Linked DNA regions of Homo sapiens: region 1 is linked to region 2. The links are chromatin contacts, found by Hi-C or POLR2A ChIA-PET in ENCODE. All regions are on one chromosome and are shown on one strand. Each heading gives the region's core, a stretch centred on a gene start or an enhancer-like site at or near the end of the contact. The rest is flanking DNA. Distances are from core to core; before and after follow the strand shown.

Region 1 (4,600 bases), core at 1,727-4,226, 790 kb before region 2:
TCGGGACCAGCCTTCCTGGCACCTGAGTTAGCCAGTATGATCTACAGTCAGACCATTTATCTTTCTTTTTCTCTTCCGCTCCCCCCTGTGCCCAGCCCCTGAACATTATCTAGCACTCTACGGGCAAATGAAACAAAAGAAAAGAGCGAAACATGCATCTTGGTATCAAGGAATGTATTATTTACATAGACAAGGTATTATTTAAACAGAACATATGAAAGAAGTCACAGAAGACACCCAGCAGTACAGGAGCAAAATCATCTTTCTGGGTCACGTAAGCTGAGAAGCCTGAGCGTCTGAATGACAAGTAGGATTTAGTGTATCTGAGCGTGATTTATAGAGTAGGTAGTTTGTCAGCAAGGTTTCAAAGGAGGGAGAGTAGGCTGGGCATGGTGGCTCATGCCTGTGATCCCAGCACTTTGGGAGGCCGAGGTGGGTGGATCACTTGAGGTCAGGAGTTTGAGACCAGCCTGGCCAACATGGTGAAACCCCATCTCTACTAAAATACCAAGAAAAAAAAATTAGCTGGGCGCAGTGGCGCACGCTTGTAATTCCAGCTACTTGGGAGGCTGAGGTAGGAGGATCACTTGAACCCAGGAGATGGAGGTTGCAGTGAGCCGAGATCGTTCCACTGTACTCCAATCTGGGCGACAGAGTGAGACTCCTTCTCAAAACAAACAAACAAACACAACAATGACAACAACAACAACAAAAAACAAAAGAGGGATAGTAGATTCACAGAAGGCATGCACTTTCCTGAGGCACTCTCTTGAAGGAGATGTCAAATGCTCATGTCTTCTGGGAAGCTGGTGACAATACTTTTGGGACTTTGTGAGAATGGCTGACAAAGGAATGGGCAGATAATATGGGCCATGAGCCTGGAAGAATATTACAGAGTCACATCAAGATGAGAACAGATCTGTGAGCTTAAAAAGTGGGCGTGTAGGGGCCGGGCGCGGTGGCTCACGCCCGTAATCCTAGCACTCTGGGAGGCCGAGGTGGGTGTATCACAAGGTCAGGAGATTGAGACTATCCTGGCTAACACGGTGAAACCCCATCTCTACTAAATATACAAAAAATTAGCCAGGCATGGTGGTGGGCGCCTGTAGTCCCAGCTACTTGGGAAGCTGAGGCAGGAGAATGGCGTGAACCCGGGAGGCAGAGCTTGCAGTGAGCCGAGATCGCACCACTGCACTCCAGGCTGGGCGACAGAGCGAGACTCCATCTCAGAAAAAAACAAACAAAAAAAAAGCAGGCATGTAGGAAAGATGCGGCATTTCAGATGCACTGAGTGAGTGTCTTGTTCTTTTAGTCCAAGAATTCCTGAATATGTATTCACTCATTGCCCGTTATTTCCTGTGTATTTGGACGAGAAAACTGTAAGGAAACATTGTGAGTGCAACATTAATTTCCCATAAATTACTGTGTGAAAATAAATAACATTTAAAAGGTGTTAGAATTCCTAAAATGCGTTTTACGCCTTGAGAGAGATGCGACTGTGATCTGAGTCACATATGGTTACAACTTCTGTTTCTCAGATTATAGATTAACTTGCTTCCTTTTTTCTCTTGTTCTGTACAATGACTAGAGAGAATTAAACAATTGTCAGGGACAAACACTTCCTGACTTCTTTTATTCTTTTTTTCTTTTTGAGACGGAGTTTCACTGTTTCGCCCATGCTGGAGTGCAGTGGTGTGGTCTCAGCTCACTGCAACCTCCGCCCCATGGGTTCAAGTGATTATCCTGCCTCAGCCTCCTGAGTAGCTGGGATTATAGGTGCCCACCACCCCGCCTGGCTAATTTTTGTATTTTTAGTGGAGACAGAGTTTCGCCATGTTGGCCAGGCTGGTCTCAAACTCCTGACCCCAAGGTGATCCACCCGCTTCAGCCTCCAAAGTGCTGGGATTACAGGTGTGAGCCACCGTGCCTGGCCGCCTCCTGCCTTTTTAATTAATGAATCTTGTTAAAGATTACCTTTTCCTTTTTTTGTCCTATTTTCCTTAGACCAGATGACAGAAAACCCATGACTATAGCACACTCTGTAAAAGATGTTAAATGTCCCTTTCCCAAAAAGAAACACTGCCTGTAACCAAGTTCCTGGAACTATGCACCAGCCTTGTATGAAAAAATGTAATCCTGCTAAAAATGCCTCTGTCTCTCCCTATGGAAACCCTAAAGTTCCCTCCTTTACAACTCTGACTTCATTCTTTTGGGGTGTTTCCAGGTGGGCCATCCTCAAACTTTGAGTTTGAATAAATGCTCTTTAAATTAGATTCTGGCCTTTTTGATTATTTCAGGTTGACAGCTGTAAATCGACTCATTTTTGTAAATTTGCTATAAAATCTAACATTTGCCAAATCACAGTTTGGTTACATAGCAGGGGAACCTGCAGAATGTCTGAGTGATCCCCAGTTTCTGAAATAACAACGTGTAAGCGTTCTCAGGATCAGAACGCCGCCAGAGGACGTTAAAGAAAAGAGGCTTATCTGTCACTACAGATGGGGGCAGCATGAAAAGTTAATTCTTGTCTTAGTGCAGGGACACGTCTTTGGAAGGATGTGGTTTCCGTGGGTTTTCTTTTCTTTGCTACAATTGTGGTAATTTCCAGGGCTCCTAGCTCAACTGAAAGGTTCATGGATTGCAGCATTTTTGAGAGCTTCAGATGAAGCAGTTTCTGAATAAAATGCTTGAAATTAAAAACTTTCTTAGATGGATTTTGCCTTAAAACTATGGAAATACCAGGATGACATACTTTTTAAAAAGTATCAAGTTCAAGGAGTTTTTCTTTTTAATTTTAAATGATAATAATATCTTGTAGTTAGTATGGTACTTTCTCCAAAAAAGATCCAAACTTCTCTGCAAGTGCTATTATTGTTATTATTATTATTTTTCACGTTATCCTTAGGAAGCAAAAAAGGAGAACCAGTGTCACAAAGAAATGTTAGGTGACTTGTTCAAAGTAACTCACACACTCATGCCCTGAAGCCATAACCGGAAGTAGAGCTTTGTGTGTTCTATGAATAGAAAGTGAAACTCAGTTTTCTTTTTCATAAAAGAAAAATTTCAAAGTGATATTGACCAAGAATGTTCAACTGGTGCATATTGGGAGTGTGGGAGTCAAGGGCAGTGATGTGAATCCAGGAACACTAGCGTTCTGCCTCTTGGCATCACCCTGGGAGGCCTCTCTTCAGAGGCCTGCAAAACCACGGCGGCCTGCCCTCAAATCCAACCTGAGGGAACGACCCAGAGACAGAGCTGTTCCTATAGGATCTAGAGCTACTTAGGTGTGAAATAGTAACACTACTTAAATGTCAGAATACAGATCGGCCTTTCAGAATTCAAAGGAGACACAGAGGAAGGTAGACTTTAGTTCACTTTTAATTTTTAAGGGAAAATTATTTCCTTGAAATTAAAAAGAAATAGCATCCTTACTGTGTTAGATGCATCTTTCCTTTCCAAACAAATTTTAGAAATAAATCCTCTTATTTTTCCACAGTTTTATCAGAGATAGAACACAGAAACTTTGGATACTTGAGTTATTAATCTTTCTTTTACTGCAGCATAACTAAAAAGAGGGAAACTGTTTCAGTGTTTATTTTTCCCTGTGTTTCAAAGTTTTATGGTTAATTATTTTTTTCTAATTGTTTTAAATCTACTTGTAAGTGGATAGTTAAAAGATTTATGACAACTCTTCTTGTAGACAAATTTTATTGTGGATTTTCCTATTTTTTTACTTTTTAAAATGTAAGTAATGGAAACTGTTAAAAATCTAAGTTGGAAATCTAGTAGTGCAAAAGTTGGCTGGCATCCGCACTGAAGGGGGTACTGAGAAGGGATCGTGCAATTTCAAGCCCTGCAGACTTTGTAAGACAGAAAATGTAAATATTAACAACAAAGAAATGTTAGAAAAAAAGTAAAAGAAAGAAGAGCTAGCCCTTCTTTCCTCTTGCCAAGACAGCAGCCTCTCAGAATGCTGATCTACGTTAGACCCTGAGCCAGTAATTTATGCCAGAGCCTGGATGATGTACAAAGTCATTTTGATCTAGCACACAGAAAATTCATTGTGAAGATTCTTTTGATTTGAGCCTCATTCAGATTCAGGTTCAGATTTCATGAATTATCCTGTACATCTATGTCCCCAGACGGTGCCGTCCCATTAGGGCCCCTGGTTTTACAGCTCCCAGCCCCTCTGCCTGTAACTCTTACTCTCTGTCCTGGGCAGGGGTAAAGTGGGTGCCTCAGAGCCCTGTTGATAAACGGCAGAGCTGGGCTTGAACTTCGGAATCCAAGTCCACAGGAATTTTCACATTTTGTAGCTTCCTAAATGGCTTTATCATATTTTCACCCTTCCATAGGTGATATATCCCTCATCTAGGAACTTTAAAAACTTTAACAATTTAATCCAAATGACCCTAATTAATAACAAGTGAATACCTGTCCTCAGAATCTCCTGAATAATCTGGTATTCAACAGGTGCGCTCTTTGGAGGCAGAGAGCAGATGAATAACTTCCTTTAAAAAATAACAATGCCCTGGAGAAGTACATAGTTAATTTATCTTATCTGATGTCTACACTAGCATACACAGGTAACTGTCCTCCC
Region 2 (4,670 bases), core at 1,323-3,822:
ACCATACCTGGCTAATTTTTTGTATTTTTTGTAGAGATGGGGTTTTGCCATGTTGCTCAGGCTGGTCTCAAACTCCTGGGTTCAAGCAATCCAACCGCCTCAGCATCCCAAAGTGCTGGGATTACAGGCGTGAGCCACCGTGCCTGGCTCCAGGAACCACATTCTTAACCTGAGTTCCACAATCAAAAGCTGCAGGAAATTCTCCCTCTGCAGCAGCAATCTCAGTGTCAACCTTCGGTCCTTTGCTTCTTCCTTTCGGCTTATTTGGATATAAAATAAAATAGACAAAAAACAGATATAGGATTCACCCTGCCCAGTTTTTTTAAGCAACAAAATCTTTTAGTGTATTGTACTTACACAAAAATACTGCACAGTATATAATTTTTTCAGTTCCAACATGCCAGTTTTTTGGTCCAAAGGGAACTCAAATATTGCATGTGCTTCTTTTCAAGGCCTCCATTAATCTGCATAATTTCTAAGACTAGGCTTCAGTGAAGTCAATGGAAGGTTTTAGTTAGTATTACATTCAAATTAATATATAATGAGCTACGCTTTAATTCCTCTATTCGTATCAGCATGCCAGGTCCCGCTGAAAAAACCATCCAGAACCATTTATGATATCATTCTTCTTTTGTTTTACCAATGACCTAGTGCTCAGATGTTCATTAGAAAATTACTCCCGTAATACTAGTTTCATTGAAAAACAGATATTAGGAGGCCAGCATTTATTAAATCAATAGTATTATGACATTTCAATTTGATCACACTGATTTCAATTTAGCCAGTGAAGTATTTGTAACAAAAATGTAATTTTAAAATCTATTGCTGAACACTAATAAGCATTTCTATTTTTTACTTACAGAGGTAAAGAGCGATTTTGTCTAGTAGCTGTGCATTCAATCAAGTTAAAAAATAGTAATGAGAAATTTAGGACCGTAGTATCATAGATCACAACCTGAACCACACAATTTACAACAGGCAGGATGTGGTGGACGCTGAGGGGGCCCCTAAATGCATTAACTCAACTGCTGTCATGGAAACATGACGCCAGCATGCTTCACAGAAAGAAGCAAGAGCTGGGAAGGCGCAAAACTTCTCCACCCAGCAGTCTGAGCTTCTGTTTTGCCCTTCCCAGACACCAACGTGGAGGCCAGTAAACACAGAGAGCTTGCAAACCCCTCTACGTGCTCTGCCACAAGTGGGAAGCCTCCCCACTGGAAAGTGCCCACTGCCAAGCAGCCTGGACTGGATCTAATAACAGCTTCAGTCTCCAGAGCCTTCCTCACACCCCAGCTGCCCTCGGCTCCCTCCATCAACCACTTCCAGGTGAGAAACAGGGATGGTCAGCCTCAACACTATTGGCCTTTGGGGGCCAGAATCTTTGTTGGGGGGCTGTTCTGCCACTGTAGGATGTTGCAACTGCATCTCTGGGGTCTATCCACTAGATGCTGACTGCATCCCCCACCTGGGACAACTGAAATGTCTCCTGGCTTTGCCACATGTCCACTGAAGGGCACATGCCCCTGGCCCCTGAGTTGAGGACCACTGATTCAGATTCGGTTAAGAGAGAAGTCAGGTATCGCTGATGAGACACCTGACCTTGTGGTCTCCTCCCCCTACACTTCTGATGAGCTTCCTCAGCATCAGTGGATTCTCTCTGCCTCTGTCTCCAGCATTAACTCACTCTAGTACCCACCCTTCAGCCCCTTGGTGTGATCAGCAGTGCCAACCAACCCTGTTAATTTTGACTCACTCTGATGCTGTCTCAGCAAGAACTGGAAATTCACACTTACATTTGTGCCAGTCTACACTGCAGACCCGGTGCTGCCAGTCTACACTGCAGACCTGGTGCTGCTGTTACCCTCCCACTGCCTCCACTTTGAATGTCTAGTGTATAAGATTCAAAGATGCTGTTATGAATGACAGCAATAACCATAAACAATGGTGACCACAATATGGTGGTACAAGAGGTGCTTTGCATGCACAGGACAATAACAATAACTCAAGTACTCCTTAACCCACTGCCTACTACCACTATGGCAGCAATGGGTTCTCTGTTTGCAAGGAGTAAGCAATCATTTCCAACCTACAGACAAGCAGACCAGTCACCTGAAATGGTACTGGTCCCCAAGGAAGCCTTTATCTATTAAAGGGCCTTCTCACACAAAGACCAGACAGAAAACCCTACTCGACCTGGTATAAACCATAAGGAAATCCATTATCTCACACAGCAAAGGGGTCCAGAGAAAAGGCAAGTGAATAGAAAAGCCTGGTGAACAGAGCCATGAGCAATGTCAGAAATGGCCTCGGTTCTTTTCATCCTCCTCCTTCCACACCCTAAATATGACAGCTTTCCCCAGTCCAGCTCCTCCCTTGTGGGCTCAAGATGGCTGCAGAAACTCCAGGCCTCTCAGGCAGAGCAAGGCCCCCTCTTCCCTATGCTGCTTCTTCAAAGCAAGGAAACCTATTCCAGAAACTACCAGCAGATGTCCTCATTTATTACTGACCCAAATTGGTCACAAATCTCTCCCTAAGCCAATCACTGACAAGAAAAATGGGGCCACTCTTCCGGCTTACACCACTGGTTCTAATTCTACACAGGCGGCATCTACCACATTCCCCAGTGCAGACAGTTATTTGGCAAGGGGCAGGGGCAGTTGTCACTTAGTACAATAAAAAAATCATCCTGGCCAAAATCCCAGGAGAGCCCTCGTCAAAAGCAACTGAGTAATAAGGAGTTGAGCAACATACTCCAGTTCAAATACCATACTGAATAGGCAACACTGAATACTCTCAGAATTCATTTTCTGGTTCTTTGTTATAATAATACTGAGTTTGCGCAGTCTTTAAATACCCCAGTTTAACAAAGAAACATTAAAAAAAAAAAAGTGTGGCCTTGGGTTTGAGGTACGTCTGTGCATCCTGGCTCACCCATGGTCTCTCTGTATGAGGTATGACTAGAAATTAACTTCTCTGAGCCTGGCAATTCCTGAACTTAACCAGTAAGACTCCTGTGCCTCTCGAGTCAGGTTACTGTGGGGATGTGAGATAGTATATGCACAGTACCCAGCACAAGGTCTGCAGCCCGTGGGTGCGAATCACTAGAAACGCTCACCAATTCACTGCAACACTTTCCAATGAAGAATGGTTTTTGAGTTCCTATGATTCATCTATGGCTTCAATTATGTTTTTCCTTCGTACCTTTTTATGCTATCCCGAAAGGTCTGAAAGGTTAATGCATATTCCAAAAACGTCCTCAAGGTGAGTGGCTTATCACACAGAAAGCCAGGGTTTGTAACACTCTGGCCATGCCTTGGCTCCCTGTCCCATTGTTTATAGACCTGCAGTCTCTCAGAATCTTCGGATGCTCAGCAATGACTGAGGATCAGGGAGTGCATGAATCAGTACAGACTCACAGGCGAAATGACCAAATGTTCTGATCCCTTTGCCGGGTGGGGGTTACGTATGCAGGCATGTCTGGATGGATTTACTTTTAGGAGAATCCAGATGCCGGCAGGGAAAAGAATAAATCCTGTTGTGATCTAGAGACTTTGCAGGTCACCACAAGTGCAAGATCTTGTTAAATATTAAGGAGCTTTAAAGCAGGTTTCCACTCTCCTAAACTGAGCCTTTCCTTTCATCAAGTTGTTAAGTGCAGGACATCATATATTCATGTAAAGGTTTATCTGACATGTTCGTGCTGGCCTTTCTGGTTATAAATGGCACTGGCGACAAAACTGGAGGCAGATTTTATCTTATCCTTGACTTTATGTCATTGAGACAGGCAGATTCAAAGTAGGGTGGCTGGCGGAAGGACGGAAGAGAGAAAGCTCAGGAATGAACAGTCCCCACACCTTTTATTGACACCCAGCAAAGTAGGCCAGCCTCCTCAGTGTGCCCTCCCTGGGGGCAGGGGTGACAGCGCTGAAGGGCAAGGCCCGGTGGCATGGCCACACCACTGGGCTCCCCTTATTACATGGGGTCCTCATTTTCCATTAGCTCTCAAACCTCTGAAGTCCTAAAGTTAAAAGAGAGAAGCTCAAACTTCTCTTTACATCAGGTTTCTCCCTGGAGCAAGTGTCTGTTCATGAAAGGCACTACGGGGCTTAAACGGGTGGCCTAACTTGCAAAAGGATTGGTGGTTTTTTAATGTTTTTTGGAGGGGGGATGGGGGAGCCACCTCCAAACAATTTTACCGTGGCTTAAATCCACAATAAGATCTTCTGTAGATAAAAGAATTATAATCTTTTCTTAATTATTTTTATTAATAGAGAATGGAATAGAAAATGGCCCAAAAAATAAAAAATCAGGCACAATGATCACTTTGAAATGTGTCTAGTTTTATAAACAAGAGATGTATCCCCTTTGCACACCTCCAAATCCCATACACCAATTACGCTAAGTTCATGCTAATATGATCTCACCCTCCCTGCAAGTTCCCCGGGAACTGGCAAGAGCCAGAATTATCCGCGGTAAGCAGAAGCCATTTGGGAGTGAGAACTCCCGGAGCAGATAACTGAAAGTTGACTAAATTCTTAAATTCTTAACGTTTAGGATTAAAAGCAAGTTGCTATCTAACGGACTGCAGACAGCGGAGCTCAGGCCCCAGTGATCAAGCAGCTGCGATGGCGAACTCTGTATAGATCTGGATTTTGCGATTTTTATAGTTA

Evidence for each region. Hi-C counts contacts between places; a loop is a spot of excess contacts on that map. ChIA-PET counts read pairs that join two places held with the same protein, here RNA polymerase II (POLR2A).
Region 1: a loop to region 2 is called in a map of natural killer cell, with 4 times the contacts of the local background. The contact joins two enhancer-like sites. A Hi-C loop is called at or near these places in 1 of 168 maps with a recorded cell type or tissue (natural killer cell). POLR2A ChIA-PET finds 5 or more read pairs at or near these places in 1 of 52 experiments (MCF 10A).

What each region holds. Positions count from the first base shown.
Region 1 is chr10:6,471,080-6,475,679 of GRCh38, forward strand. The region is part of intron 12 of PRKCQ (protein kinase C theta); the gene reads right to left. Among named protein-coding and RNA genes, the nearest start is that of PRKCQ, 110 kb to the right of the region's middle. RefSeq lists an enhancer at 2,921-3,100. Within about 2 kb of position 2,977, at least 7 of the 41 ENCODE cell types and tissues checked have a DNase peak (open chromatin) inside an H3K27ac peak, as active enhancers do.
Region 2 is chr10:7,258,084-7,262,753 of GRCh38, forward strand. All of the region lies in intron 7 of SFMBT2 (Scm like with four mbt domains 2), which reads right to left. Among named protein-coding and RNA genes, the nearest start is that of SNORD129, 74 kb to the left of the region's middle. Within about 2 kb of position 2,573, at least 12 of the 41 ENCODE cell types and tissues checked have a DNase peak (open chromatin) inside an H3K27ac peak, as active enhancers do.